2 separate regions of the Homo sapiens genome follow, and region 2 is linked to region 1. A link is a loop called in an ENCODE intact Hi-C map of the cell type or tissue named here. Cell type or tissue: gastrocnemius medialis. All regions are shown on one strand. Links, peaks and the distances in the headings refer to the core of each region. The heading gives the core; the rest is flanking DNA. Region 1 has its middle 79 kb from the start of ZNF608. Region 2 has its middle 99 kb from the start of LINC01170.

Region 1 (16,782 bases), core at 5,430-13,429:
TACTTATGTGCCTGAAAGGCCTGAGGTATTAACCTAGAGTAGACTTGAACCTCTGAAGGGACTTAAATGTATAGAAAAGATAAGAGCTGAGTCAGGATCAAAGTGTAACATGGATGGCCAAAGGCCCATCCTACCCAGAGATGGAGCTAAGCAAAGGCCACTCAGAGAATTCCTGTGGCCAAATTGCAGGGAACACAGTGTGGGGACTGCATATCTCGTAATTTTTAGTACCTTCTGATTTCAAATGGTTTGTCCCATTTTTCCTTTAAGGGCATAAGCAATAAATACACCATTTTCTTTCCAAATATACAGTTTGTGTAGTGCTTGGCTCCCTTGATGTTGATGTTTGCTTGAATTTAAAATAGGTGCCTGTAGGGCTTAGGAAGGCAAAGATTCCATTTGTCCTGGGTCCTGTAGGAATAAAAAAGTAGTACAGGCTAGGCTACATGGATGGTGGAAGTGTACACTGGCAAAAATAAACAATGACATCAAGCATCTGAATGTAGAGCAGTGATCCTCAACCCTCACTGTGTAGCAGGGTCTAATACTTGGTGCCTGGCACCTGCACTCTACTCCCGCTAAATTCATGTTCAGTTGCTCTGTAATGAGGCTCAAAACCTTCCTTGATATGGTACCACTAAGGAGCTTCTTAGAAATGTGGAATGTCAAGGCTCCAGCCCAGATCTACTGAATCAGAGTCAGTATTTTAACAAAAACTTCAGGTGATTTGTATGAACATAAAAGTCTTGCCAGACATCATGGCTCATGCCTGAAATCCCAGCACTTTGAAAGGCCCAGGCAGGGAAGACTCCTTGAGCCCAGGAGTTCTAAACCAGCCTGAGCGACATGGTGAAACCCCATCTCTAAAAAAATATTAAAAATTAGCCAGATGGACTAGCATGCACCTGTAGCCCTAGCTACTCAAGAGGCTGATGTGGGATAACTGCTTGAGCTCAGGAGATCAATGCTACAGTGAGCCTAGATCATACTACTGCACTCCAGCCTGGGTGACAAAGGGAGACCCTGTTTGAAAACACAGAAAAAGGAAGGAAGAAAAGAAAAGAGAAGGAAGGAAGGAAGAAAGTTGGTTAGTTTGAGAAATACTGCTGAAAGGGATCAGAATATGCTAACCCAAATATGCTACTTTAGCGTAAGGATTATTTTTAGTTGAAGGCAATTGAGAAACAGCAGAAACAGGAAGAGCTCTCTGCCCTCCCCCTTTCTGTCTAAAAGCAGGGCATAGATTTCCTTTGTAAAGATGTTCCCTTCTTTCTACAAGGAAAAAGGGAGCAACTCCAGAGACAATTCTTATCACCAGAGACAACCCAAGTCTGCATAACAAACTTTACAAAACAAAACTTATCTACATTTCCTAGTCACTTTCACAATTTATCACACTTAGGATCCCAAATCCCTTTTTCCTTTGTTTAGTCATTTCTCCACAATTTATCACCCTTTGTTAAAATGGTATATAAGTCACCAGGTCTAACCACCTCTTTGGGTTTTCATTTCTTTTCTGTGAAGCCCCTATGCAAGTAAAAATGTTCACAAAATGTGTATACCTTTTCTCCTGTTGATCTTTTATTAGTTTAATTATAGGCCTCAAGCAAATAACTGAAGACAGTAGAGGAAAAGTTTTTCTCTCCTACACTACTTTGGGAGATGTTTGTGACCTGGAAAGGGGTTTAATGATAGGAAATGCTTGTAGGTTCTCTTTAATACTTTAAACTTGTGCCAATTAGGAGGCCACAAAACATTTGTGTCTGATCCACTACAGGATTATTTACTAGGAAATTTCCCCCCACACTGGAGTACAGTGAGGACTTCAGCTGAATGTATATATTTAGCACTTCAAACAGGCTAAGATCAGGGCCCAGGAGCCAGCAAAAATGGCAGTAGTTGAACAGAGCTCACCTCTGAATTTAGAACAGAGGCTGCTATCTTTCTACTATTTTAGACTTCCTGCTGGCTAAGATCATCCCTTAGCCTAGAGGTATTGATTATAGCCAGAAATAAATCAGAGACTTCTATGCCTGCTTGAGTTAAGAGAAATCAGACTTCACACTCTTGACAGCTCTGCTGGAGCTGAGGTCTGCACCCAGCCAACACAAATCATTTATAAACAGAAATGAGAAGGCACTCTCACAGCATGGTCACAGTCATGGAAAGCATTAAGCTAAAGCAGAGGCTCAGTCCCAAAATTAGCAGTGTCAGCATCACCTGGCCACTCCCAGACCTACTTAATCAAAATCTCAGGAGGTTGAGGCCCAGTAATCAGAGTAATTAGAGTTTTAACCAGACCTCCAGGTGATTCTATTGCAAGCTAATTATTGAGAAGGAAGCTTCTTCCCATGTGTACTGAGCCTTGGAACTTATGTACCAGGCACATTTCTAAGCATATTAACTCATTTAATCTTCACACCAGCCCTATAAGGTGGATACCATTTTTATCCCTTCTTATAGATGAAGACAGTGAGGCTCAGAGCACATTTTACATCATTTTACAAAACTGAAACCAATCAAGTGCCTGGCACTGTGGTGTACTAAGCACTTGGGCACAATGGGGAGCAAAACTCATATAACTGTTCTAGTGGAACCCACAGGCTAGAGTAGCCACTAAGGATATAATCAAACAAACAAGAAGTAAGAGACAAATTGTGTTACATAAAGAGATATCTGAGCCATAACAGTGGTCCCAAGGTTGCCGTCTCACATAGGCAGCAGATCGCTGCTGGCTAGTGGTAGGAAGCCTCAGCTCCTCTCCACACTGGGTCTATCCACAAGTCTATTTGAGTGTCCTCACAACATAAACAGCAATTTAAAAGAAGAAGGTGGAAGCCAAAATGCCCTTTATAGGGCTGCCAGGTTTCACAAATAAAACTACATAACACCCAGTTAAATTTGAATTTCAGGTAAATAATAAATGAAGTGTTAGTATAAGCATGACACATGCAATATTTGGGACACACACTAAATTTTTATTATCTGAAATTCAAAGTTAATTGGATATACTGTATTTTATCTAAAAACCCACCCTTCATTACCTAGGTTCAGAAATCATACACCATCACTTTTGCCATACTTAATTAGCCATGCTGAGCAGCTGTGATTCAATGGGAGAGGAAACTACACAAAAGTGTGGACACCAGGAGGTGAAGATGACTGGGGGCTACTTTGGAGGCTAAGACACCAGATTTGCTACCTGTCACCAAAGGGTTTCTCCAGGGAGCCATTCAGTTTCCTCACATTTTTCCCCAAAAAGGAGTGATCATTCAGCATCTATGATCACAGCATTATGGTATCAAGACACAAAATAAGAATAATAAGAGTAATTCCCCTGAAGGAAGGGGAAGGTGAACAATTTAAGCTTTTCTTGAAGCCACTTCCTCAACAGTGAGATCAATGTTTGCATGTGTCTAATTTTAATATCTATTCAAAATTATATTTTTACCTACTATGCAAAAGGCTTCCAAACAATAGGGATGCTTTTCTCTTTTTTTTCTTTTTTTTTTAATTTGAGATGGAGTCTCACTCTGTTACCCAGGCTAGAGTGCAGTGGCGCGATCTCGGCTCACTGCACGCTCTGCCTCCCGGGTTCATGCCATTCTCCTGCCTCAGCCTGCCGAGTAGCTGGGACTACACGCGCCCACCACCACGCCTGGCTAACTTTTTGTATTTTTACTAGAGATGGGGTTTCACTGTATTAGCCAGGATGGTCTCGATCTCCTGACCTTGTGATCCATGTTCCTCGGCCTCCCAAAGTGCTGGGGTTACAGGTGTGAGCCACCATGCCCGGCCGAGTGATGCTCTTCTTATATTCCCTTTATGGTTTGATTGATGATCAATGTGGGTATTTTTTAATCACCTTCTATGTGGACTTTTTCCTCCCTCTTAAACAAAACAGTATGTCGCTTTTCAAGATCTTTAAGTCACTACAAACCTTTATTCTCTTGGCTAATAATATTGTGAAATGAAAGACTTAACATTTTCATAATATGAATAACATAATGTATAATGTATAGAATTTTATCAGCTGTTTCGACTTGGAAAGCAATTGACCAGAAGTAGAAATATTAACCAGCATTTCTTGAGTATTTACTAACATTAGGGAATTTTTCATGCCTTTTAAGCCTCACTGAAAATCTGCAATGTAGGTATTGTAACTTGATTTTCTCTTCTCGCATTACAATTTACCCCACTAATAGATAAGCTGAACACATACATCATTCTATTAAAATATTTAGAGATCAGTATTTAAATACCTGCTTCATTCTGCCCAGCTATAGGCATTAAAGAAGAGCAGGCCTTGAGCCAGTCAGAGCAGAGGTGTGAAATGGCAGCTAGGTTTTTATGGTAAGATTGACCAGGTTCTGAAAATCAAGATGTCAAATACTAGAAAAGAATATGGCAGCAAGAAATAGTTTGATAATGGGCAAGATACAGGCTGAGGTGGGCGATCATGAGGTCAAGAGATCGAGACCATCCTGGCCAACATGGTGAAACTCCGTCTCTAAAAATTATCTGGGCATGGTGGTGGGCGCTTGTAGTCCCAGATACTCAGGAGGCTGAGGCAGGAGACTCGCTTGAACCCAGGAGGTGGAGGTTGCAGTGAGCCGAGATTGCGCCACTGCACTCCAGCCTGGCAACAGAGCAAGACTCTGTCTCAAAAAAAAAAACCCAAAAAACAAGAAAAAAACCTTATATCTCAACTCCTGCAAAAGTGTTCTTTGCCTATTTTATATTGGATTTTATTGTGACTAATTCTGAAAGCTCTCATTCATTGAGCATATTACATATGTAAGGCACTGTCCTAACTGCCTACCTATGTAGGCACTGTCCTAAACAGGGTGCCCATATATAATCCTAATCCTCACAAAGGCTCTTAAAAAATGGCTTTTTCCCGCACATGGTAAAACTGTTTCAGAGATGCAAAGTAACTAGCCCAAGTTTTCAAAACTGTTCAGTATTATAGTTGCAGCATGACCAAATGTTCCAATGCAGAGTTCTTGGTCACTCTAACTGGTTGTATTCATATGCCAGATCCTTCTGAATCCAAAGCTCGTGTTCTTTCCATTACTCAACAGTTTCTTTGTTGAGTTGTATAGTATCTACTTACCTCCCACCCCCATTACAGCAATGCTTAGCACAACACTTTACATAACAACACTAAGTAGATATTGAATAAATGAAGGGATGGATGAATGGATAGTTTCTATAAATAGAGTTGTGTAATGATAATACCTACTAACTATATTCAGTAGTATGGGTAGGAGAGGTTACAGTCATAGGGCTTAGATATCCTGGGGGTTTGTGTGTGTGTGTGTGTGGTTTTGCTTGTTTTGTTTTTTTTGTCCCATTAGCTTTAAATAGAAAGCTGTTAAATGTGCTGGTAAATGCTAACAGCCCTTGGGGACAAGAAAGGATAGATGTTTACAGTGTGGGAGGATAGACAGTTCGAGTTTTTGTGTTGCTGATTTCCCATCTATGATGGTCAGTTTCAAGCTACCAAGGCAATGTCATTGCACACAGAGTTGGGGAAAGATGAAGCAGTACACCATTATATTACATTTCTATCATACACTTACAATAGATGGAGATAACCTCAAGAACATGGAAATAATTAAGAGGTGGTCGATTTTAATATATTATCTTTGTTTTAACATCATTTATTTAATTTAAAACTTGCATAATCTAATTTTGAAGAATGACTGTGTTTAACAATCAGCTCACCAAAATCCTAAAAATGGAAAATCAGTTCGTAGGAACAATCCATTGCACTAGTTGGCATGCTCCTGGTCTACGTAGTAGCCCTACAGATTTCTCCCACTGGAGAAATTACTAATGAACAAGCTGGTTCAGGCCAGCCCTATCATCATACCTGAACCAAAAAAAAAAAAAAAAGAGGAAACTCAATAAAATCCCTCTGATATAGAAAAAGAGCAGGGCATCCCTACCAGAGATAAGTACCAAAATCATCTAGGTGAAACTTTAGAGGATTTTAGAAATTTCGTGGTCCATTAACATTATGTAATTATTTCTAAGGTTGGCTAAATTTCATAGAAAAGAATGGTATTTCCACATACTTGTGCATTTTTATTTTAACTGACTGATAACAGACTTCAGCCAATTTTCTGGAGAAATGTGATAATATAGCTTACTCTATTTTTATATATGACACAAGGACTGACTTATTACCAAATTTATAAACTGAAATTTAAACAACTGAAGAAATCCATAATGTCTGGGATATTTTGTTAGTTCTATACAATTAGTTTGCAAATGAATTTCATATAATAAAATAAATCCATAATTAGGAATAAGAATAACTAGTTAAGAGACTGTAAATACTTCTCTAGTCTAAAGGAAAATTTATGTATCTATCGCTCTGTCAAAGGCTTCAAGTATAGTAACATTGTTTTTACTACGGATTTAGTAAGATTTGTTTTTGAGAGTCTGAACTTTATTTTGAAGAGTAATTAACTCTAAAATTGTGTCTATCCACAGAAGAAATGAATCTGAAAAGCAATTGTTCCTCTCTAAGCAAAAGGAACAATAATTGAACAAATATGCTTTTCCAGGTAGGTCAGCTTTGCCCCTCATTTTTTTCAGGATAGGCCCAAGGTAGAAATGTTCTTGTATTTAGTGAAGATTATGCCCCAAAAAGCTGCCACCAAAAAGCTGAGCTTCTAGAGAACCTCTATAACTACTCTCAAGATGAAAGAGGATCTAAGAAGTTTAGAAGATCCAGTGTAGACCCTCTCATGGAATTGACCAACACAAAATAATGCCACCAATATTCATGAAGATCTTTAGGGCCTTAGAAAGCAGGCGTGGCTCAACCTGTAATCCCAGCACTTTGGGAGGCTGAGGTGGGCAGATCACCTGAGGTCAGGAGTTCCAGAACAGCCTGGCCAACATGGAGAAACCCCATCTCTACTAAAAATACAAAGAAAATTAGCCAGGTGTAGTGGCGGGCGCCTGTAATCCCAGCTACTCGGGAGGCTGAGGCACAAGAATCGCGAAACTCCGTCTCAAAAAAAAAGAGAAAAGTCTGGTTTATTGAAGTAAAATTTACATCAAGAAATAATTTACCCTTTTGAAGTACACAATTTTATAAATTTTGACAAATGTACACAATTGTGTGACTAGTACCCTACTTCAAGCTTACTTCTTATTACTAGACCACACCACCTGTACTACATTACAAATAAAAATATTTTTAGGCCAGGCTCAGTGGCTCATGCCTTGTAATCCCAGCACTTTTGGCAGCCAAGGTGGACAGATCACGAGGTCAGGAGTTCAAGACCAGCTTGGCCAACATGGTGAAAACCCATCTCTACTAAAAATATAAAAAGTAGCCCGGCGTGGTGGCACGCACCTGTAATCCCAGCTATTCAGGAGGCTGAGGCAAGAGTATCACTTGAACCTGGGAGACGGAGGTTGCAGTGAGCCAAGATCATGCCATTGCACTCCAACCTGGGTGACAGAGTGAGACTCTGTCTCAAAAAAAAAAAAAATTTAATCCTATTACTATCTTATGAATAGCATAATTATGCTGCATTTGATATTTTGTGGGTAAAAGCATTTAATTTGTAAATATGTAAGTTTCTAAATTACTTTAATGTTTATAAGCCTGTCTTAGTCATTCTCCATTTTTAAGTTAAACCAAGTCTATCAAAAATACAAGGTAGTCTTGGTCTCTCTCCTGTGCTCAAATAACTTGGCCTAATTATGTGGTTGGCTTTACAGACAACTGAAAAACCGTGTATAAAGATTATGCATTTACTTTTTTACAGAAAGTTGAATTGTATGTCTCTTACACTACTCTTGCCATACTCCATCTCTCTCATCACCCTTCCCAAGTCTAACTAGCAAAAAGTTAAGTTACATAAAGTAATATTTTAAAGCTAGTGGGTCTGTGCATTCTAAATACACAAGACACTGGAATGGCCTATCAGTTCCTCTTCTCCCTCCCCATCCCCCACTTTTATTTTACTCTTTTGAGAATCAGTGAGGCCACACTTACTGAGTGTTACTGAGGCTTTTCAGGCCACTTGAATATCTACATCATAGCAATATTGCACCTCAAAGAAACTGTTCTCAGCATAGATGGGAAAAAAATCACTCACTTGAGCAAATGATCGGACAAAATTGTACAAAAACATTTTTAAAACTGCTAGGGTTTGAACATTTATCCCCTCTAAAACCCACATGGAAATTTAATTCCCAATGTGGCAGTATTGACAGGTGGAAATTTTAAGTTGATTGGGTTATAAGGGCTCTGCCATCCTTAATGGATTAATCTATGTATGGATTAATGGGTTCATGGATTAATGGGTTATCACTGGAGTGGGACTGGTGGCTTTATAAAAAGAGGAAGAGAGACCTGAGCTAGCATGCTCAGCCGCCTCACCATGTGATGCCCTGCACCACCTGGGGACTCTGTAGAGAGTCCTAGCAGCAAGAAGGCTCTCGCCAGGTGCAGCCCCTAGATCTTGGACTTCTTGGCCTCCATAATTATAAGAAATAAATTCATTTTCTTTATAATTTACCTAGTTTCAGGTATTCTGTTATAAGCAACAGAAAGTGGAAGAAAATACAAACAGTTGCAAGCATAGATAGTAGTGGAAAGATATATCTTTGTGGTGAATATTTCCCCAATTCAATTCTCAATGACTTCACAATGTGAATGGGTGCTGTGTACTTCAGCTTCCGTGTTTAATGTGCTTATTTGTAAGATGTAAATCATATATACCTCATGGGAGTTGTTCGCAAAATTCAATAAAAATAACCTGTTTACCAAGCAGAGCCCCTACCATGCAGAAGATACTAAATCAGTTATTTTCCTCTCGTCCTCCTTAAAAATTAGTTTCAAAATCCATTTCAAATATTCAAAGCTACTTGTAGACTCCAAAATCTACATTTAAATCAAGAAAACACGGTAAAAAGGTGGTCAATAATGCTGACCCTTAATGAAAGTACCACACTGTTTTGAGAGTATAGATCCCCTCTTCATGGATTTTGTGTCTCATAGCTTCTTATTGCAAGTAAACAAGAGCCTTTTGTGGTAATCTCTCCCACGTGAGCAATGGGAACAGATTGTTTTCAATCTAACACAAACAAGAAATTGCTTAAGTAAAGGTAGTGACTGTATGAATCATAAACCACTTTCTCAGATAACAGCCATTATGTAAGTCTGTGGATAAATTTGACAATTTTTATTTCATTGCCTTTTGACAGCCCTTTAGAAGGGTTTAAGAGAACAAGATCTGACTACAGCTTTCAAAAATTCATCACTGAATATTTGTTACCCTTGCTCCCTGTGATAGCTGAAGAACTAAGATAATGCCCTTCAAATGGAGATAAATTACAATCTTTCAAAAGATTATCACGGGCTTAATCGAGTTTGCTCCAGCAGCTGAACAGCCTGTGACCTTGTTAGTTACACAACAAACATATCTGTTACTTTATGTTTCTATAGGTAGCGGGGTAGAACCTTTAAACTACATGTTTTCTGTATATAAAATGACAGATTTTTTTAGATAAAACAGAAGATGTTTTATTTTAAAAGAATATACCAAGCTACTTCATATATTTAGTGTAATTTTTTAATGATTTGTGTTGAAATAACTTCAGAATTACCAAAAAGTTGAGAAAATAATATAAAGACTATATGGATACCTCTCACTCAGATTCCTCAAATGTTAAAATTTTATAGATGTGTAGTGTGATTTAAAAGAGGACGATGATTCCTGATTCAGAAACAGGAGTCTTGTATAATTCTGTGATAACATATTATATGTCTAATAAAGGCATAGGGATTTCACATTGAAAATAATTTAGGAGAATGTTAGAGAATCCACATTCTCAATTTCTTTGAAAGAAATCAACTGACAACTTTTACATATAAATGTAACTAACTGCAGGTGTATGAACACATCCCAGCATATGGTCCAGTTTATGAAAACTACAATACTACATCTTGGGAAATTAAAGTACTTTTATCCTGAATATAATGTTACAAATAGCATGGAAATCAGCACTTCGGGTGTTCCAGGATGTCAGCACATCAGCAGTTATACCAGAGTGCCAGCCTTCAACAGAAGGGAGGGAGAGTTTGAATGGAATTAATTATTAAATGGTAACATTTAATCCTAGATCCTTATTATGAGTGCCAAGAGAAAACATCTGTGGGTGCTTAGAACAGACAGATTTGGAGCATCCATACAGATTCTGCTAGGTTTGATGAAACCTCCCAGGGAACAAGGTGATTTGGGAAGCTAAACATTTATTCTCCCACTTACACTCATAACCTCTCTGGAAATAGATGAGTCCGTGGTACCAAGAATGACTTTATGACTTACCCCATGTGGCAGAGAAGAAAAGGAAAGGCGCTTCCTTTCCACTTTTGCCGTGTCAGGGCTATTTGAAACGAGTTCAGTGTCCATGGAAGAAAACTAAATATCACTGTATTGGACAATCTAGCAGCAGCTGCCATCTGTATGACAATATCCATTTATTCTGTTCCCTGCCACCTCTTGCATCTCTGTTGCAGTGTTCTTTTGTAAGTGTTCCTGACATTTTGTTTATCTTTCTTTTAAACATTCTGCCAAGATTATGTCTGAAAATGAGGGGAAAAAAAACCCTCCATTTTTCACTTGCTAAATCTGTTACAAGGGAAACAATTCAGTGCCATTCTCAAAATACTAAGGAGCTTTCAAGATACTGAAAATTCTCCAGTAAGTTGCCAAGCAAAATCAGGGCTAGAGTATAAATGTGAAAGGGACAAATAAGTTCTCATACATGATGCTAGTTGGATGGGATCAAACTCTTAATGGATGGCCTATTCTCTCCATTGTTTAAACGGCAGGCTTAAATAAAAACACATTTTCCCTCTTAGCCTCATAAGTAGACACATATATATAAACACTTTCTATACTTCTTAATGAAAGAGAGTCCTTTCTGAGGTACCTGAAGAAATTTAAAAATTTAGTATTAAAATTATTTTGATTCACAAATCATAATTGTGCACATTTATGGGGTACAATGTGATGTTTTGATATATGTACACAACATGGCATGATTAAATCAAACTGATTCACATATCCATCATCTACCTTCCCTATCATTTTTTATGGTGAGACGTATGAAATTTACTCTCCTAGTTATTATTAACTAGAGTCACCCTGCTGTGCAATAGATCTCAAAACCTAACTTCCCTGTCTCTCTGAAACTTTGTACCCTTTAATTAACAATTCCACATTTCCTCCATTCCCATCCTTTTACCCCACCCCAGCCGCTGGTAACCATAGTTCAACTTTATTGGATCCCACATATAAGTGAGATCATACAGTATTTGTCTTTCTGTGCCTGGCTTATTTCACTTAGCATAATGTCCTCTAGATTCATCCATGTTGTTGCAAATGACAGGATATCCCCCCCCCTTTTTTTTTAAGGCTGAGTAGTATTTCATTGTGTGTATATACCACATTTTCCTTATCCATTCATCCACTGATGGACACTAGGTCATTTCCATATCCTGGCTATTGTGAATAATGCTACAATGAACTTAGGTGTGCAGATGTTGCCTCAATATATTGATTTCACTTCTTTTGGATATGTACTCACAGGTGGGATTGCTGGATCATATGGTAGTTCTATTTTTAGTTTCTTGAGTACTCTCTAGATGACTGTTTTGATAAAATGTTTTTATGACTTCATAAATACAATCCAAGATCGTCTTACTTTGATTTAATTGATTCCAAACATTTGACAACAGAGTTTTTCCTTTTCTTTCTCTGGAGCACCTTGAAGACTCCCAGGGCATTAGAATTGCAGCAGCACTACCACAATGTTCATTTTGTTAGATTTGGATGATTCGCTCAGTGATGGATGCCCCAAATGTAGTGCTTAACCATTCCATGGTGAAAATGCTGCAATTTATCAACAGAAGGAAGTTTGTAAGGAAATCAAAGAAAAATGTTTCGCAAGTGACTGTAAAGACTGCTTTTGAATTTTAGACTTAATTCACCATTGTAAATCTGATTTCCATGTTATCATATTTCTTGTCTGTGTTTTTCATTAGCTAGATTGGTTCGATGCCCTCTCCTCCCCTCCACCTTTTCTGACCTTTCTTTGATTCTTTCTCCTAATTTCTGAATCATGATTTTTCTTCCCAAGATTTGGGAAAGAGGGTAGAAAACTTACAGCAGAACGGCTAGAAATTTCTACTAAGTTCTATATAATCCGTGTATAATATTTACAAATCAATGACTAAAATTAAGACCAGTTTTGCAAATGTATCTCCACTAAAGAAGCACAGTGCAAAAAAGTAATTCCTAATTTTTATCGATCTTCTTAAATGCTTAAGAATATCCAAGAATGTTGTGTTCACTAATTCATTTAAAATCTTCTACTCTTGTATTTATTTTCTAAGCCTGTGAACTCTTGGGAGCTTCTCACTTTATTGCCTTAGCATTAAGTTCTATGCCATCACAGTAACTTGTCATAGTCTCCATTACATTAATCCCTTTCCCAATAGAGTCCCCTAAGACATGGTTCTTCAGCTTTGATTGTTTCACCAAAGATCTTCATGCAGTTTTTATCATTTCCACACTACCACACTTGCTAGGTGGGGGGCCCTCAAATAGAGCCACATTAATTTTAGTTAACTGTTATTCTAGCTCTCCTTTCTAACTATTATTGCAAATCTTTGAGCCCCATGCAAAGCCCACGACTTAACTCTGTGTATCCCCAGGGTTGTCTCTGAAGTGGTTATAAACAAGACTTAGTATCAAATAAACAAGGGTAGTAATTAGATTCTTAGCCACATAGCTGTGAACTTAAGCGTACGATTTCCTGACCTCCTCTAGTGGATGGAGTAGTATTTCCCCAAAATCCTTGTCCATCCTGAATCTCAGAATGTGATCTAATTTGGAAAAAGGGTCTTTGCAGATATAATTAAGAAAATGATTGGCTGGGCTTGGTGGCCTCACGCCTGTAATCCCAGCACTTTGGGAGGCCAAGGTGGGCGGATCACGAGGTCAAGAGATCAAGACCATCCTGGCTAACACAGTGAAACCCCATCTCTACTAAAAATACAAAAAATTAGCCAGGCATGGTGATGGGGGCCTGTAGTCCCAGCTACTCGGGAGACTGAGGCAGGAGAATGGTGTGAACCCAGGAGGCAGAGCTTGCAGTGAGCCCAGATCACACCACAGCACTCTAGCCTGGGAGACAGAGTGAGACCCTGTCTCAAAAAAAAAAAAAAAAAAAAAAAAAAAGTCAACCCGGGAGGCAAAACTTGCAGTGAGCCGAGATCATGCCACTGCACTCCAGCCTGGGCGACAGAGCGAGACTCCATCTCAAAAAAAAAAAAAAAAAAAGACCAAGATGAGCTCATACTGGATTAGAGTTGGCCTTCAGCTAATGAAAGTGTCTTGGGAGAGACAGAATAGAAGGCACAGAGACACAGGAAAGAAGGCCACATGAAAACAGAGGCACACGGCAAGGAACACAAGGAGCCACCATAAACTGGAATAAGCAAGGAAGGATTCTCTTCTAGGGCCGTTGAAGGGCGAATGGCCCTGCTGACACCTTGATTTTAGACTTCTGGCCTCCAGAACTATGAGAGAATTTTACCTACCTCATCAAAGTGTTGTGTAAATTAAATGAGACAATGCACGTGAAGGGTGTGTTAGTCTGTTCTCATGCTGCTAATAAAGACATACCTGAGACTAGGTAATTTATAAAGAGAAAGAGATTTAATGAATTCACAGTTTCACATGGCTGAGGAGGCCTCACAATCATGGCAGAAGGTGAAGGAGGGGCAAAGGCATGTCTTACGTGGCGGCAGGCAAGAGAGCCTGTGCAGGGGAAGTCACCTTTATAAAACCATCAGATCTCATGAGATTTATTCGCTATCATGAGAACAGCATAGGAAAGACCCACTCCCATGATTCAATTACCTCCCACCTGATCCCTCCCACAACATGTGGGGATTATGGCAGCTACAGTCAAGATGAGATTTGGGTGGGGACACAGCCAAACCATATCAAAGGGCCTGGTACAAGAGGAGGTCCAAGTCTCCACTTAGTCACTCACTAGCAATGGTAGGGAACATTACTCAATTTCTATGTGCCTCCCTTATCTTAAGGACAAAAAACAGGGATAATAATTTTCACCTACCTTCACTGAACAGTTTTTGTGATGATCAAATGAATTCACAGACATGAACATTCCTAGCATATGAGAAACATTCAAGAAATGTGGAGATCTGTGCTCTTCCTTCCCCATGTCCCTCAAACTACTGGGGGTGGTAAAGTAGTGGGAGAGAAATAAGAAAATCAGGACATTGCTTTTTTCAATAAGAATGGCCAGATGCCCCCTGGCAACTCCAAAAGAAAATTCTGCTTTTATCTTTGAGTTGATGTCTAGATCTCGTTACATTGTTACCCTCTAAATATAATTTTCAGAAGTACTGATATTGACATCACTGAGCCAAAACAATGTCTATGTAAATAGAATTGATAAAATCGTATCAGCAGTTCTATAGGTTCAACCATTCCAGATCTGTTTCCCTCCCTCCCTCCCTTCTTTCTTTCCTTGTTGTCAATGCTTCTTCCCATCCACTTTCTCTCCATATTATTACAGTGTTCTGATGTCGTGGTTGGGAATAATTCTAAAAAGAGAGCCACCCCAGCCTGCTCAGGGTGATTCATCATACTTTAAGCTTGACATGTCAGAGAGTATATAAATGTGTGTTCCTGGGCACTGTGGCAGGTTTCACTAAGAGCTGAGACATATTACTTAAGAGAAAACAGAGAAAATATGCAGCATAAAAACAAGTAGTGGGTATTTGTGAACAATTCAATCAATTGCAACGATCCACAAGACCAGGTTGGTGACTATAACCAGGGCTATAATTTCATATGTGGCGACCACAAGACCACCGAAGTATGGTAGGGGAATCAAGTCAGGGAAATATTTGATGGGAACCAGCCATTTATTCAGTGACCTTGTATTTACCAGAGTTGCCTGGGAGAGAAGCAGCCGGGCGTTATCACTGGCTTCCAAGGGCCTGAGGAGAAGGGCAGAACTACCCAGGAATGGAAGCCACAAGCAGCCCAAAGCTAGAAGGCCGTCGCCATGACACTGACCACTTGCTCAGTAAAGAGACCACTGGAGAAGACTGCAAAAGTCAGAAAAACTTGCCAGGGATAGGGCAAAGAGCTGATGAGGTTTAAGTTGTAGAGAATATATGACTCTGGAGTCTTACAGTCCTTGGTGTAAATCTGGCTCTGACACACATTTGAGTGGCCTTGAGAACATTATTTATTTAAGCTTCAGTTGCCCCCAAACATAAAGTGGAGATAAAAGTTACTTACCTTGCAGACTTGTTGTAAGACTTAACTGAAGTTATACGTGAAAACGCCCTGAGATGTAAAACTAGGAAAAAAATGGATTTTCCCCTCCCTCCCTCCCTTCCTTCCCCTGAATTCCTATAAAATCAGTTCCCCAAGGTAAGAAGAAAGAACTTTTACATTCTGCATGAAATAATCTATTTCTTGATCCTTTAGCATCAGGATTCAAATGGTCCTTTACTTAATTAAAGCTAGGAAGTGGACATTGGAAATTTCTTTTACAATTTCCAATTTAGATTTCTAAAATGGGTGACTGACTGTACATTAGCTTCCTCTCCACTTGTCACTAGTAAAGTATCCCCTTACTGTGAACAAGAGCTATATAGATATATACACGTAAACTTCAACGCGTCTAAATGCTAATTTGTGATGGGCCAAGAGTAGGCAGAGAAGAGATGATAAAAATGGCAGATTAGTAGTCACTAAGTTATCAGGGTGAGTGGAGGTCATAAAACTGAAAAAAAAAAAAAAAAAACATAAAAACAAGGTAAATTGCCAAGAAGCTAATGAAAGATACCTGAAAGCAGGGAATGAATTAAGACCTTGAGTGAGGGATTTAGACTTAAATAAGACGGATTACTGAGGTGGATTTCAGCTTCAAGTAACAGAAAACTAAGCTCAGAATTGTTTAAACAATAGATTTATTGGCTCATCTATCAGAAAGTCCAGATATAGTGAGGGCTTCAGCATTGTTGGATGACATCGTTCAATACATCGACCTGGGTCTGGGTTCTATTAGTCTGTTCACTCTGCCTTCAGAGTGAAAGCCCAGTACTAAAGTCCACTCCACGTTAATCACAGAATGGCCACAGTACCAGTCAGAGTTCTGGTGCTTTCTTGTTCACATTTGGTGGGAGGGAGGAACTAGATCCTCATAGTTTCAGAAACTTCCTACAAATCTGTCAGCATCTTATATTTTCTGGAACTGGATCATATACCCATTCCTAAAGAGAAAAGGACTTATCCCTCAATCAATCCGCCTCACCCATAGGCCATGTGGGAGTCAGCTTCCCTTGAAGTTTTTGGGCTATGTCAGAGGGCTTAGGTACCTGAACAAAACCAGGTAGTGTTAGGAAAAAAGTATAGATTGATCCAGGGTAGGTCATCTACCTTTTACACTACAGAATATTAGCAAGGTAAACATTACACTTTCATTTACTTCAGCCTCCTAAGTTTTCCAATGTGATGGCAATGTCATACAACGAAGTATTGGTAAAGTCATATCTAGTGATTTTTCTTACATCCCAAGTCATAAGTTTGTTTTGTTGTAGTGTTGTTTTGTCTTGACTATATTAAACTGCCTCTTAAGCAAGTACCACAAAACCTTTTCACCCTAACAAGTGCACATAATAAGGGTTCT
Region 2 (16,782 bases), core at 5,437-13,436, 290 kb after region 1:
GGTGTAGATAAGAAAGCTAAAAAAATTTCTTTCTGTATTAAAACAAAGGATATATTTTTTGGTTTTGATGAAACTGGTCTCTATTAGAAGCATATCATGCCTTCAAGAGCTTATTTCAGTAAGGAGGAGGAAACAGGAGTTTCAGATTAAGATTGCAAATGATAAACTGATTGTGGTGTTGGGTGCTAATGCCAATAGAAAGTTAACTGTGCCTGTATATTTGTGAGAGTTGTTATTGTTTTTCTTAGGGCTTTAATGACAAAGTTCCATAGATTTTGTCCCAACACTATTTTCCCCCAAAGCCCTATTATGTACAGCCTGCAGTTTTACAGAATCTATGGCTTTTGTGTGTGTGTTCATGGAGTTATCACAGAAATGGTTGTAAAACATCTTGAATAGTTCAAGTTCATATTCTTGGGCACGAATGTAACCAGTCTTTTGCCAGTACAGAAAAGGCAACTGAAGACAGCACTGCATAGACATGAGGCACTTTGCAAAGTCCAGGGGCCTCCAGTATTCAGCCCATGCCACAAATGCATATGGGCCTAGACACTAGTTATTTTGGCTCATGGACCAGCTGCAGCCTTTGTATTCTCCTTCCTACCCTGTGGGAAAGAGATACTGTTGGTTAAGCTCAAGGACTTACAAACCTTCTAGCCCAGGAGAGTTAGCCCTTGTTCCTTAATACATTTTTTTTTTTTGAGACAGGGTCTTGCTCTGTTGCTCAGGCTAGAGTGCAGCATTGCCATCATGGCTCACTGCAGCCCCAACCTCCTGGACTCCTGGGCTCAAGCAATCCTCCCACCTCATTTTCTTAAGTAGCTAGGACTACATATGTGCACACTACCATGCACAGCTTTTTTTTTTTTTTCTTTTGTAGAGACAGGGACTCACTATGTTGCTTAGGCTGATCTTGAACTCCCGGGTTCGAGCAATCTTCCTGCCTTGGCCTCCTTAATGCATTCTTGGTTGCATTTGAGAACCAAGTCATCTGCTTTTCAGGTGTTGTGCCTTCTGCGTGGTCAATGCTGCCACATCTCTATCTGGACACATCAGGAAAAAAAAGCATTGGAATTTTGGCAAACTTGGCAAGTGTTATGTATGCCCCTCAATTTATACGTGTATTGTGTACTTTGAGTTCTACAATAGAATCTGTTTTTTTTTCCGGGTGAATTGTATGACATTCGCTGGATTACTTCAGCCCTGGGTTTTGGGTCCTAGGAACTGAAATGTAGACAGCATTTTAATCCTAACATCCTTTCCTGGCCTGGCATGTAAAGCACCTGACAGTTACTCTGTTTCTTTCTGTGAAGTCTCAGAATAGTCACCACACCACAGTCCTTCTTCTGGGTTTGGCTTCACTGGACTTGACAAGTAACTGGTGTTCTCTCCAATGGCAGCTGACTCATAGGCTGACTTGTGGTCTAAAAGGAGTGTTGCCTGAGAGTTCAGTTCAGCTCTTGATGAGCTAACCAGCCAACCCTGTCACATTGTCACCTGAGTGGCTTTGAACTTCAGACTCTTGGCATTAGTTGGTTACAGCAGGGGGAGACCAATTAGAGACTCAGCCACAGGGAGAGTAGCTGCATCACCCACTCTCGTGCAGCACCTGAGAGGGCAACAGCAGAAGTTAGCTGCTGAGGGGATAAGATGGTTTGGTAGCTGCTTTTGGTGGCATTGTGTCTTGAATGAAATTCTGGCCTCTGTAAGGCTTGGCTGGGCTTAATTGGGTTGATCTGCTGACTTCCTGGCTTTCCTGTGAATTCTTATCTAATAGTGTGTTTTACCATTTCCTGGCTGAGGGGCTGAGGGTGAGTAGGAGGTGGGGTTTGAGGAAGTTTAAGCCCATTTGTATCTGCGTACAAGTGCAAGGATGTTTCTTTCCATCCTACTTGCTCCCCATGGGGTATCCAAGTCCCTGTCCTTCTTTGAAGCTTATTGAAACTGGGTATGTTGTTGAGACTGACAATATCTTGGGCCAGATTGGCACTGTACTCCCAGAGGTTCACTGAGGATGTACTGCCTGCTCTCACAGCAAGGTTTTTGTGGGGTGCAATGTGGGAAGGAGACGCAGCACAGCTCTTTAGAGAAGGGGGTTGCATTGCTTGTGGGTAAGGACTAGACAGTCTGAAGAGGTGAGCAGTTCCTAGAAGCTGCTTGCTGCTGACAATACGGGGGATATTGAAGGAGGAGAGGCCAGGCAACCCAAGGGACCTGATGTCACTACTGCCTCATGGTCACTCCAAGCCCCTTCTCATGGCAGACCTGTACATGTCCCTCTCCTTTGGTTCCTTCCCTCAGCACCCTTCTTTCCCCACCCTTGGGAAGCCAAGGTGATCTTGGTGTATATGCAGGGGAAGGGGCAGTAGTTCTTATTCCTTTTGCTTTTTCATGTACTTTAATTTCTGGCTCTTCCTCTCAGGATACTAGAACCTTGAAACCCTACCCAGTCAGACTTTATTTTTCTTTACTTTTTAGTGCAGTAACCCTCCCTCGAGGCAGTGAATGCCACGAGCCTTGCTATTTGAATGAGGGAAAGAGAGTCCAGGGAGTGAGGTTGGTAGGGGAGCCTCTACCATAATGAAGAGAGGATAAAAAGAACTCTGGTTAATAAACATGTACAACAAATCCCATGACCTTTTACAAGTAACCCGAGCAAGTCTCTTTTGTGCATCTTGAAGGAGCCTAACATGTATCTTTGAGTCTCTATAGCGCAAAATATTTCCAAACCTCAGCGAGTGGGCCATCTTTTTCAGATAATAGGATAAGTTATAGTACATCTGAGTTACTTGGAAGGCCTTTGAAGTTTAAAACACACCTGTAAAACCGAAATGGAGGAGAATAAATGCAGGCCATTAAACTCTTAAGATATTGATCAAATAATATCTTGAATACCAGGCTTCCATTTAGGATGGATCCAAATATAACAATTTATTCAAGTGGCCAAGTCAAAGAAATAACTTAGGAATGAGCAAAATCAACAGGATAGAATCTCTGATTTGGAGCACAAAAGCAACTGCAGGTTGTGTTAAAATACCTACCAAGCTTTCTCTTGAATACACTCAATTACAGGTGAAGCTCCTAATGAAGATGAACAATTGCAATCAAATGGAGCTAGCTAGTGAAGACCGCAAGGCCAGAGGCTGTGTTTACCAAAGAGGCTTTTGAAAACAACAAAACTACATAATGGTGAAATCTTCCAGTTTTTGTGAAGTGCAATTATGATCATCTGGTAGTAAATGTATTACTCCTTTTGTAGATAGTTGCCATCAAATACACATCTCTTCTGTTCTGCAATTCGAGTCAATTAAATGTTTTATACAAAGAATTCTCAATCAGTCGCTGCACATCTCTGTAAAGTGCCTAAGTTTGCACAGCGAAAGTTTATAGGACACCACACTTCCCAGGAAGGCAGAATTATTTAAGAGGGTTATTATGCTGAGGACAGAAGGGACAAGAATAAAAGGTCATTTGTGTTCCATGGTTACTTACCAGGTAAATATGCAAATAGCAGATGCTACTAAAATTAAATGCATCTGAATGCAATCAGCCATCATAATTATATGTTGCACCAAACTTCTCTAACAACTATGAAGATAGAAGTCGGTTGTTCAGGGAAAGCTTCCCAGAGGAACTGACTTGTAAGGTGAGTACTAATGAATGAGTAGGAGGAAGAGTATTCTACAAGGTAAGGGTAAAGTATTCAGCAACTTAAGGGAAAAAGTGTGGTTCATTCAAAGAGCTGAATATTTAATATGGCTAAATTATGGAGCATATTATGTGTTTGCCTGTGTGTTTGTATGGGTGAGGTGGGCTGGTGTGTGGAGGGATGAAATATAAATACAAGGAGATGTGATCAGAAACACTAGCAAAAGTTGGACCATGAAGAGCCTTGTTGGCAAGAGTTAGGAGTTTAGACTATCCTAATGACAACCAGTGAAAAGGCATTGATAGATTTTAATCTGGAAGAGGATGACATAATTCTGTTTACATTTTGAGAGTATACCTCTCTGGGCTTGTGCAGAATGGACTGGAGATGATGGTGGCCCAAGCTAGGGTTGAAACAAGGAAAGGGAGAAAGGGACAGAGTCAAGTGACATTTAGAAGGAAGACTCAATAGGATTTTGTGATAGATTGAACAGGAGGTGCTAGTTGTAGAGACAAAGTAGGATTTGAGTTTCCTGGATTAGGCAACAGGGGTGTTGGTTGTGGCATTAATTAAGTTGTGAGGAACAGGAGGAGGGAGAGTTGAGGGACATGATTGGTTATAATCCTAGGCTTTAGTCCATTCATCTGAATGGAGCCTCTCACCTAGATGAGGAGGATGGTGTGGGTCTAAGAGACCCTAAAGAGAGGTCCTTAAATGTCTTTTTTTTTTTTTTCTAACAAATCACCCTCATATGGTGGATCATGAGAGCTGAGGAAGTCTTCCTTTTTGTACTTAGTAATTAAGTTCCCAGCATAAAACCTCAGCTAAAACAATCAATGGACCATCCTGTTGCTTCCAATATGGTAGCCCAGGCCACTGCCCTGAGGACAGCCCCAGTGATTGCTCTCTAGCTCTAAGTGTGACAAAACTGCCAACACCATGGCTAGACAGGTTCTTTCAGATCAAAGCCATGGAGAACCCAGTTTACTGGCCAAACTTGCCATGTTGGCAAAGCTGGTTCCACTTTTCTCTTCCCTATGGAGAAGATGGACTAAATTGAACAAATTGTCTCATTTTATTTTTTTCTCTGACTTTGAAAGAGCAATAACTTCAGGGCTGGCACTCCACAAGGGCACCCTACTGAGCCTAGACTGATTCAACCCCCCTCCCTCAGCCCCTTTGTCTCTCTTTCCCAGTGTCCTGACTCTCTCAAAGGGCAGAAATGTTGATCTCGCTTTGTCTTCTAGCTGGTCGTGGGATATATTGATTCCTACTCAGTCCTGTCCCTGCATAGCTGGCAGCAGAGCAGATCTGCTTGGTGATTGTTGATGTGAGCTAATGCCTTGGAGAGGTGTAATGCGGGAAGGCAGGTGTAGTGGAGAAGGAAGCTGTGCCATACACAGCTGTCAGGAGTAGTCTCAAGCAGGCTGATGCTAACAGGTCTTGGAAGTGAAGTGAGAGGAGCAAGGGGCTGCTCAGGGAAGAGCAGGAGTGATGAGTAACCAGGACCTTTGTAGATCTCCATGACACACTGATTGCCTTAAAGGACACGTGGCATAGGGAGGAGTCAGATTTTTCTAGAAACTATTGCCTGAGTGGTGGTGTCAGTTGATTCTTTCCTGTGGCTTTAAGCCTGGGCACAGGACTTAGAAAAGGAGAGAAGGGGGAAACTTCTGTTATTAGAGAATAGGCAACCCTCTTCATGAAGGGTAGATGCAAATTGGATTGTTTTAGAGTTGATGAAAACATGGCCATTGCTACTCCACACAGAAAATCTCTTCTATGTAGGAGCTTGGAGAGCTATGGAGTCACTGGGAAAATGACAAATAGTTATCCATGGTATGAGTGTCTGACTCCAACCCTGCTCTGCCACATGTTACATTTACTTCCCACTTTTCGGTGTGGTCATTAATATCCGTTGAGTCACTTAGAGAGTTTCTTGAAATTATATTCCATTCTTCTCTTTGACTAAATTTTCACATAATTTGTTTTGTATGCTTATTAGCTGAGCATAAAATTCACACTTATTTGTAGTCCCCCCAATTTGTCAATTAAATGCTTTCCTTTGTCCAATTTGTACCCAATAAAAATATAGAAATGCCCATGGAGTAGCTGCCTTTGAAATTATCCTACTAATAGCTTTCTTAGTAACCTTTTAAAACCAAATCCCTTTCATCTTCTGAAACCTGGCCTACTTAAATTTTAAATGTGTCTTGTCCTATAGCCTTTGGCAAAAAAATAAGTCTGATCCAGACAAACATGTCCAGAATATGTGGTATTATATTAGGAATAATGCATTTATTAAAATAGAGATGGGGATTTTAAATGAAATATGTACTTGCCCAGTAACATAAATTTTCATAATTCATAAGACAAGAGTCTCTAGAAGGTTTTGGGATGAGAAAGTAACTTTTGACTTTCAAGAAAGGATAGCAGTGGGGAAGGGTAGCCAGCGACGAAGTGATGACGAAGTCCAACTATGAAGATCAAATTTCTTACGGTTGCTTCTTTCCTGCTGGAAATCCTGGTAAATCTCAGAGAAGCCACATGGAAGCAGCCATTGGATAGAACTTTTACCAAAAAAAGCTTCTTGACTTACAATTTCAAGTGCCAGTGCTAATTTGTATGGTTGCTCTAAAGGAATCTTACTTGGAATGCTTCTTTAGGAAGCGACTGTATTGTCCCTGATAAGAAGACATCTGTTTGTTAAATTAATTTCTCTTTAATGATCTGGAGAAGTGGTGACCCTAGGATGGGCTAACTGACCAAATTGTTTATTTAAGGGAGACAGAGATTTAGACGAGCTCATCAGTTCGATTCTACAATCATCTGGATTCTACAACCTGAAAATAGAATTTTTGTTCTGTTTTATAATTTATAATACAATGTTACAAATTCCACATTTAACATAAAAATAAGAACAGTGGTTGAGTTAATTCTGCTTTTCTTTTTCTTTTTTGTTTTCTTTTTTTTCTTTGAGACTGAGTCTTACTCTATTGCCCAGGCTGGAGTGCAGTGGCCCGATCTCATCTCACTGCAATAATACTGCATTTTTTGTGGATGTCAGAGGCTCTAGGGTAAGATATTAGTGTGGCCAATAAAGACCTCTCCTGCCTCAACTTCTGTTTCTTATTTCTTTGTTTTTCAGGCCTTTGGACAATCTCTTCTTGCATTGGGAATACTTCTCTCCTTGTCCATCTGGTAAACCATCACTCATCTATAAAGTCCTGTTTATTCTTCACCTCCATAGTGGAATGGTTCCTGGCCAGGTCTCTCTCTGTGGAAGTTGGCTGCCATCCCTAACTACCGTGCTCAGAGTCAGGAAATCAGTAGGGGTTAAATAAGGGTTTGTTGGGTTAAAAAATGTTTACTGTGTAACTATTAGGTAAAGGGTAGTGAGGGAACCATATAAAATATAAGGCAAGATTTCAGTTCATTTCAAGCTCATATCTAGTTATAGTGACAAGACAGAAGCATCTAAAAATGCAAGTGAACAATGCCAGGCAACGAACAATGAAAGGCAAGAGGGATGACTCCAGGGCCACAAATACTAATGTGATAGAGATCAGCATTCCTTCTAGACTGGCACAACAAGCAAATCCTTGAAGCAGTTTCCCTGGAGAGAAGTCATCTGTCTCCTTCTTTTGAGCTTTAAAATTATATATCTTTCATGACACTCATCATATTCTACATTGTCATATAGATATTTGTGTCATGTGACATCTTTTCTTCTTTGATAAAGTAAATTTTTTTCATTTCGAAAATGTCATACAGTGCAGGGCTTATCATTATGTTAAGGATATAGTAGGTGCTTAAAGAAGCTCTGTTGCATGAATACAAATCTTGCTCTGGACAGTGAGTGCCACATGAATTCAAGGCAGAAAAGTCCATGACCTGCTCTTTTGATCATAGAATGCTCGGAAAAAGAGAAGCAATTAGGTTGTATTTTGAAGTGAAGAGTAGATTTACATAAATAGATTCAGGGAGGGCATTCCATAAAGGGAAAATGGTATGAGCAAATATTTGAAAGGAGGGTAGCAAAGATGGGGGAAAGTGGGTAGAAAGAAAGAAAACTCACGAAAGAGAAGAGCAAGGATTTCCTTTGGACAATGCAGTGGTTAAAAATACAAGCACAACGGCAAAGCAATAAAATAACATGATTATAGTTATTTTCTGGGCACCATTGTTTTAGAGAGGAACCATCTCACTCTTAAATAACACTAACTTCCTGATCATAAGGCATTTGCTGACATGGATTCTGAGCACGAGGTCATTTCCCAACAACTCTCTTTTGTCTGTTTGGTTATGAAGAATGCTTTGGTGGGGGCAGGAAGTTTGAGTGGCCCTATGAATGTGTGAGGTTCATTTTTGGAAAACTGAACAGTATTCTTAGAAATCTGACATATGGCACATGAAGGCAAGCTTGGAAGCTGGGCAGAAAAATTGTCCCCATCCTGGCATTTTATCTTGCCATGTGCAACCTATGGGAAAGGTGGAGCTTGATGACATAGAATCAATATGCCTTTTCCATGTTTATGGGGATTGCATCCCGTTTTCTGACTTCCCAAGTAAGCTTAGTTCGTGCTGATAACATAATGGCAGCCATTTTTGCCCACCATCACCACTGAGGTGTGGTAGATTAAGAAGGGTATAATGGAATAGAAAGTGAAGGAGGCAGAGAAGAGAACAGGGGTGTGGAAGGGAAAGAAGAAATAGATAAATAAATGTGGAAAAGGTCTGGTGTAAAGAATTAAAGGGTCCTGGAGAGTTCTCGAGCTAATCTGGCAGCAGTAATGGCCTGGCTTCTGAGGTTAATTGAAAGTTGATGGAGTTGCTGAACTAGAAAATTTCCAGAATTATGAATGTTTTTTCTTGTTTGTGTAGATCCAGGACAGCATGGAATTTATATCTTTTTTCTGTGTAAAATAATTGCCATATCAGCAAAAAGACTCATTTATTAAAATCTTGCTATGGTGAATTGTTTGACAAACTGTTGGTTTCTGCTCTGGTGTTTTCTATAAAGAACAAAAGTGACTCAGTGCTCCACATTCTTTGATTATCTTAACATAAGCCTAGTGCGACATGGTCGAGTTCAACACCATGACTGTATTAGACACGGGCAGGCAAATTCACTGGCCATAAAATAGTAGTGGGGGTTTCTCTGTAGGTAAAAACAGTGGTAATTGTATCCATCACAGAGGGCAGAAAGTGATTGTACACAGGGGTCAGGAGAGCAATCTGCCAGCCCAAACCTCATGGCAGCACTGGACGGTGCGTTCATTTTAAGCCTGCTTCCCCTCCTTTGAAGCCGGAAGTTATTGGCTACTGCCGGAGGCCTGTTATGACCATGTGAGGATCAAAAGCCCGACTAGGGGTGGGAAATCCTTTGTTCCTGGCTCTCTCATAATAGTTTTTTCCTTTTCTTTGACTGAGAGAAGCAAGTCAAATAGGATTATCCTAATGGAACAGAAGTGTTTTATATAAAAAGTTCAAAAAAGAAATCCAAACAAATGCCAATGTCTTTCATTTACTGAATACTGTTTTATTACAGAGCCAAAATGGAAAATATGTTGGTGGCCAGAGGGCCATTTTCTGAGGCTCTAAAGAAACTATCCTTTCTCAAATTATGACTGATTAACAAGCAAATGTAATGGTCTTTTTAACCACAGTAAATAAGTAAAACAAATGTTTTTTCCCAAACTCAAAGTCTTTAAAAATACAGACTTCCAAGACTGGCCTCTTCTCAAATTACTTTACTACAACTCCAACTTGTTTCAATTGTTGAAAAACTGAAAACCATATGCCCTAAAATGAAAATATACACTTAAGTGATACCTTCAGGGTATAATAAAGTACAATATAGGTGCAAAAAGCACAATGCAGTGGTTAAAAATATACAAGCACAACGGCAAAGTAATAAAATAACATGATTATAGTTATTTTCTGGGCACCATTGTTTTAGAGAGGAACCATCTCCCACTTAAATAACACTAACTTCCTGATCATAAGGCATTTGCTGACATGGATTCTGAGCACGAGATCATTTCCCAACAACTCTCTTTTGTCTGCTTGGTTATGAAGAATGCTTTGGTGGGGACAGGAAGTTCCAATGAATGTGTGAGGTTCATTTTTGGAAAAACGAGCAGTTATTCTTAGAAATCTGACATCTGACACATGAGGGCAAGCTTGGAAGCTGGGCAGAACAAATGTCGCCATCCTGGCATTTTATCTTGCTATGTACAACCTATCTTGGCTGTGTCAAAACAAAGGACAGACCCAGGAGTGTTGTGGGTATAGGTAGGCTTTCTTCAGCAAGGGGCTCGGCAACGTGCTTTGGTGAAAATCCTGGAGGTGTGGGTAGGCTTTCTTCAGCAAGGGGCTCGGCAATGTGCTTTGGTGAAAATCCTGGAGAGAGTTTGGCTATCTCTTGAGCTGCCTCCAGAGAGCAGGTTTATAAAGAAGGTACTATTTATTTATTTATGTGAGATGGAGTCTGGCTGTGTCGCCCAGGCTGGAGTGCAGTGGTATGATCTCAGCTCACTGCAACCTCTGCCCCTTGGGTTCAAGTGATTCTCTTGCCTCAGCCTCCCGAGTAGCTGGGATCACAGGCACACACCACCATGCCCGGCTGGCTAATTTTTTTGTATTTTAGTAGAGATGGGGTTTTGCCGTGTTGACCAGGCTGGTCTCAACCTCCTGATCTCAGGTGATCTACCTCCCAAAGTGCTGGGATTACAGGTGTGAGCCACCATGCCTGGCCTAATTTACTCTTGCCATTAAAATTTATTGGCTGGGTGTGGTGGTGGCTCATGCCTGTAATCCCAGCACTTCGGGAGGCTGAGGTGGGCAGATCACGAGGTCAGGAGATCGAAACCATCCTGGCTAACACGGTGAAACCGCGTCTCTGCTAAAAATACAAAAAATTAGCTGGGTGCGGTGGCAGGCACCTGTAGTCCCCACTACTCGGGAGGCTGAGGCAGGAGAATGGCTTGAACCGGGGAGGTGGAGCTTGCAGTGAGCCAAGATAGCGCCACTGCACTCCAGCCTGGGCGACAGAGAGAGATTCTGTCTCAAAAAAAAAAAAAAGAAAATTTATCTGGGTAGCTGGCTGCCAGTTTCTGTTTTTTCAGCAATTTAGGTAGAAAGTGAGGAATGGGTGGATTGCTAGATGGATATATGGAGTAAGATAAATCCTACCATTTTTTTTCCCAACCTCCATGCCATTTTAGTATTGGTAACACCAGGGTAAAATGATGAGCTACAACAGCCTGGAAATGGGAAAGGTATGCAGGCATTTGGGCATGGACAGTGGTGCCCTGCTTTGGCCTTGATGCTGTGGTTTATGGATTAATTTTGTAATTAACGTATAATACATAATGTATAGGCTATTTAGTATATTGTGAAAACGAGTGGTAGGGAGAGAACACGAAAGTGTGCCAGGTCATGAGGGAGATTTTTGTGTGTGTTTGAAGTGGCCTCCCTTGAGGCAGGTGGTGAAGCAAGACCAGAACAAATGGGAGGGTGGAGAGGCAGGGTGAGCTAAGGTTTCCCTGTAGAGAAGGCAGCTCAGTCTAGAAGAGAAATCTTAAGGCAGAGGATGAACTCAAGGGCCTATAGGACCCAATGCTAATGGGGGTAAGTGCCAGAGGCCTGGAGGTAAACTGGATGTGAATTGCAGAATACATGAAGGCCAAAGTGAGCAGCCCTGCTACTTGCAGCTCTGGACTCATGCTACAACACCAGAAAGCAGGCTAATGCTGCCAAAGAGAAGCTGGGAATACCGATTTTTTTATATGAATCTGCAGGTTTAAAAAAAATGGCAATTGGTTAGATTTTTTCTTAAACATTGCAAAAGCTGATTCAAGCTGTAGTGTTAAGTTTTGCTTTTGATTGCCAGTAAGACCTCTGTTTTGGTGTCTTAGTCCCAAAATGCTCACAGTCAGGTGATACGGGAGCAAGGCAGGAACACATCCCAGGTAGAAGTATCAGAAGGGGAAAAGACACAGGGGTAGAAAATAGCCTTGGGTAGGACTGGGGCACAAAGCCAGGATGTGAGCCAGTGATGATGGAGACAGCCAAAGGAGGGGAGCTAGATTGAAGGAGGATGGGCCCAAGTTACAGTAATCATGGGATCAAGATTTACAAGGGGGTGGGCGCGGTGGCTGACGCTTGTAATCCCAGCACCTTGGGAGGCCGAGACGGGTGGATCACCTGAGGTCAGGAGTTCGAGACCAGTCTGGCCTACATAGTGAAACCCCGTCTCTACTAAAAATACAAAAAATTAACCAGGTGTGGTGGTGTGAACCTGTAATCCCAGCTACTTGGGAGGCTGAGGCAGGAGAATCATTTGAATCCAGGAGGTGGAGGTTGCAGTGAGCTGACCACCATTGCACTCCAACCTAGGCAACAGAGTGACACTCCATCTCCAAAAATAAACATTTACAAGGGCTTGGGATTTATCTTGTAACCATCATTGCATATATTGGGTGTCGTTAGTTAAATTGTGTTCCCCCAAAATATACACCCAAATTCTAATCCCTGGTACTTGTCAATGTGACCTTACTTGGAAACAGGGTCTTTGCAGATGTAATTAAATTAAAGATCTCAAGACATAATTTTGGATTAACTGGGTGGATTAATTGGATCCTAAATCCAATGACTAGTGTTTTTATAAGGCAGATTTGAGACATATAGACCCTGAGGAGAAACACAGTGGAGAAGGCCATGTGAAGATGTAGGCAGAGTGAAGGGATGTGCCTACAAGCCACGGACACCAAGGATTGCCACAGCTAGCAGCAGCTAGGAGAGAGGGGTGCAACGGACTCTCCTTCAGAGACTCCAGAAGGAGCCAACCCTGACCACACTTTGATTTGGGACTTCTGGCCTCCAGAAAGCTGAGAGAGTTAACTTGTGTTGCTTCAAGCCATGAAGTTTGTGGTAATTTGTTACAGGAGCCCTTGGAAATTAATACACTGGGCTTCTATGTAAGTTTCATTAGGAAATCGCAGGGGTAGATGAAGGAGAACTCCTGCAAGGTTGAAGAGTGGTGAATGGCCTGGTCAGATTTGAGTGAGGGGAGGATCCTTCTGGCAGCCACTCAGGAGGGAAGAAGGCACAGCCCAGAAGAGCCTCTTAGAATCCCTTCGGGCTCCACACGAGACATGATGAGGACCCTGACCTGTGGGACTAAAGATGGAGCTGAAGGGACAACTTCGAGGAGCACTACATTTAGGAGGAAGAATTGGCAGGATTTGGTGATTGCTATGGGATGGGTGGCACTGAAGGTGGGAGATGAGATGAGGGCAGGGATTGGTTATTTTGAGGTCACTATGATGATGGCAGTGGCGGTTGCACTTGCTGAAATAGAGACTCCAGGAGAAGTAGTAGGCTCAGTGCAAATATGGCGAGGTCTGTTGTGGGCGAGTTCAGCTTGAAGTGACTGCTGATCATACAGGTGAGGATGACCAGCAAGCTGTTTGTTTCTTTCTATCTTACATGGACGATTTGGAGAACTCTAAGAGGGACAGCTGTAAGGTGAAATCGTGAGACGGTTGAGATAGCCCAGGAGTGTGCATCTGTTGAGAAGGAACACGTGCTGCTTTTTCTTTTTGTTTTTTCTTTTAATTATGTAGAAAACATGTTTACATCTTAGAAGAAAAAGAGTGACTCAGTGTTGTAGTCAACATTTATTTTTGCCTTCTCAGCATCCCTTCCCTTCTGGATGCAGTACCCTGATTTTTTTTAGAGGATTACCTGTTTCATTCTCAGTAACCCCCTTCCCAGCTCCAGGAGCCCCCAGCTGACCTAGGCCTGGCAATCAGAGCACTATGTCTCTGGCTACAGTGACCAGGGATTGGTTATTTTGTGATAGTCATGTGACCTAGAATGGACAGTGGCAGCCCTGCCTGGCACCTTTGTTCGAAGTTATCATGAAAGAGAAGATTTATGTCATGGATAAGTTGCTAGGCTGAAAGTGTGTAAACCTGGAGCTGCAGGTGGGCATCGGGCCATGACACAGGAGATCCTGCTGGAGATAGGAGCTGATGGAGAGGAAAGCAGAGAGGAGAGATGAGCAGGCAGGTTCTTGATGGCTTTGAGTCACCAGATCCCCTTTTGCCTTAAGTCAGTGTGAGGTTGCATTTATTTCTTTTACAACTAAAAAGGCTGCCGATTAGCGCATCAGTAATATATTGCTTTCTGCTAGCTGCTGGCACCTGGAGTGGATTTCTTCAGTGGCACTATGCCGGACATCAGCACGCTCTGGACTATGCATTGAAGAGAGGAACATCAAACCAAGCTTTCAGGGCCATAGTGTGAGGGAGGCCAGCATCTTTCTCAGAGAAAAGGAAGGCTGTCACAGCAGAGCAAATCAAATGCTATCTTTTTTTTTTTTTCCTGCGAAGTTTGGCAGTATTTCCCTTGACAGAGAGCTACAAAGTGATTCTTTTAGAGGCTACAATTACTAATTGGTCTGCCTGGGAAAAAAGTGAATCAAGTGTCTCTACAACTTCATTACTGTCATGCTCATCTTTTCATCTGTGGCAAAAACAAACAACTAAAAATGTGTGAGTGCACATTTTAAAGCTATCACAAAAAGCGTGATGCTTGTATGTATATTATTTAATTATGCTTCCAGATATTTCCTCTAAAACTGACTAATGAATGTTAATTTTCCTTCTATGACCCTACTCTCCCATTAGACATTTGACTTTGAAAGTGGCTCTCTGGGATCCCTTTGAGCTTCTCCGTGTCACTTATTGTGCAAGATTAAGCACTGAAAATATGATGCCAATGACATGTTTTTCTCATGTCAGTAAAATGGAAACTAAAATGAACTTTTAGTTCATTGACTTTTTAGTCTTTTGAAAGTATTTTTTTCCGATTATCAAACTAAGAATTCTATGGATTGATTCCAGTGTTGCTATGTAATTGCTGTTCTGATCCTATCAATATGCTTATGTATATGTAATTAACAATGACTTTAGCTATTAAATCTATCTACCTTGATTTTAAAAAAAGGCTTTAGAAACAGGGGCACAATGCCAAGATTTACATTTGTTATTCAAAGTGGAGGATATAACAAATAAGGTGATTGTATTCATTCATTTATTCATTCATTCATTGAATGCTCCCATCTTCATGAGCATGGAATGGCCTAGGTAACTTGACATATAAAGAACCAGAGGCCACAGCTGGTACTAGCAGACTTATGTTCTGGTGTTCACAACCTTAAGTGTCCTTCTTGAAAAAAGAAAGGCCATCACTGCAATCCTAGACATCACAGATTTGTAGAATTTTATTTGGAAACTGGACAGAAAGTCAGATCCCTTTTAACAATTTATTGTCATAATTTTACACTTAAAGATTCTAAGCCCTAAGGAGGTTGAATAGAATGTTGTACCACTGAGAAAAGAAGCCTGGATTCTTGTCTCCTAGTCTATGAAAATCTCTGCAGACAATTAAGCCATTAATATGTTAACATTTATTGGGGTATGGTTTTATGCCAGGCACTGTGCAGCATATATGAATGACATCATAGTCCCTGTCCTGGAAGGGAGTCATGAAGTAGTAGGAAGACAGGCACATCAACAAACAGTTTCAGTGTATTGGAATAAGTGTTAAAAAGAGGTATCATACTAGGATGTGAAGGGATTTCATAGGGAAGGTGGCAATTGAAGTGAATCTTGGAGGATGAGCGAAAGCCTGCCAAGTAGACAAAGCAGAGGTCTTCCCCATGAGAGATGAGTGAGTATGTCCAAAGATGTGAAAGGTGAGACATGGTCATGGAGCTGACAGCCTGGCTGGACATGGGAAACACACTTGCGAGGGTCATGGGGCATGAGATCAGAAAGGTAGGCAAGGATTAGACCACTTTATATGCTGTGTTAAGGACTTTTCACTTTAGCATGAAGGCAGTGGGAAGCTAGGGAAAGATGATAAACAGAGGCCTGATTGGATTTGCGTATGGTAAGCATGGAGCATGGATTAAAGGAGATGAGGAGTAGGAAGACGAATTAGGAGCTGACCCAATGGTCCATTTAATACACAACAAAAGCCTCAAAAATGGCAGTGGCCTGGGAGTGATGCATGATTGGAATGTGAAATAATTTGAAGAGCATTTAGACAGGAGAACAAAACAGGACATGGTGATTAATTGAATAGAGGGGTGTTGGTGACAGAGGAGTAGGAGTATGAGGCACATTGAGTTTTGTAGCTTGAGAAATTAGGGATTTGGTGGAGCCATTTCTCAGGTCAGAGGCTAAATGAGGAAGCCGACTTGGAGCTGTATGAACTCATAGAGGGCTCTGAAAAAGTCTGCAGACTTGGGGATGATGCCTTCCCATGGCGCCTGACAGCAATGTTTCCAGAAAGGAGTTGCCAGTGTCCAACGCACTGTTCCAGCTCTCAGCTAGAGCTGGAGTGTAAACAGCTTAGTTTCTTTTCATTTTGTACTTTTTTATTTTGAAAAAATCAGAAAGCCCAGTGTTCTATAAACCTAACTTTGGAGGATTTATTTCTCCATTTTGTCCTTGGATGAGGCCTTGCAGAATAGCCTGGCGTTACTGGCAAAAATAAACAAACAAACTGGGCGCGGTGGCTCACACCTGTAATCCCAGCACTTTGGGAGGCCAAGATGGGAGGATCATGAGGTCAAGAGATCAAGACCATCCTGGCTAACATGGTGAAACCCGATCTCTACTAAAAATACAAAAAATTAGCTGGGCATGGTGGCACGCATCTGTAGTCCCAGCTACTCGGGAGGCTGAAGCAGGAGAATTGCTTGAACCTGGGAGGCAGAGGTTGCACTGAGCCGAGATCTTGCCATTCTACTCCAGCCTGGGTGACAGAGAGAGACTTGGTCTCAAAAAAAAAAATAATAATAAATAAAAAATGAAAAAAAATGAATAAATAAACACTAGATTTAAAGGAAGACAACTATTTTAGCAGATTTGTTTCGTGATATGTTGAAAGCAGAGTGCAATGTGGCTATAACAGAGAGCACATTTAACCTCTATGTAATGTAGAAAGTGTCATAGATGCTTCCAGTTACTTTTTCCTGCTTATTAAATAAGAATGATGAAAACCAGCATTTTAATCTATCTTCCCTAATCTCTGTTCGACAGGCAGATGGG

Evidence for each region. A loop is a pair of places that touch in the nucleus more often than their neighbours do. Peaks named below come from ENCODE experiments on the same cell type or tissue, not always from the same donor. Only the 100,000 strongest peaks of a DNase experiment are listed, where the experiment ranks them.
Region 2: it touches region 1 in a loop (2.0-fold over the local background); 2 of 110 quality-filtered maps call a loop at or near these places.

The regions. Positions count from the first base shown.
Region 1 is chr5:124,817,347-124,834,128 of GRCh38, reverse strand. No RefSeq gene overlaps it. Among named protein-coding and RNA genes, the nearest start is that of ZNF608, 79 kb to the right of the region's middle. In gastrocnemius medialis, for the core only: no CTCF peak of the experiment used is centred there; a DNase peak (open chromatin) is centred at 9,088; H3K27ac peaks cover 709 bases.
Region 2 is chr5:124,529,528-124,546,309 of GRCh38, reverse strand. No RefSeq gene overlaps it. Among named protein-coding and RNA genes, the nearest start is that of LINC01170, 99 kb to the right of the region's middle. In gastrocnemius medialis, for the core only: no CTCF peak of the experiment used is centred there; a DNase peak (open chromatin) is centred at 9,909; H3K27ac peaks cover 2,654 bases.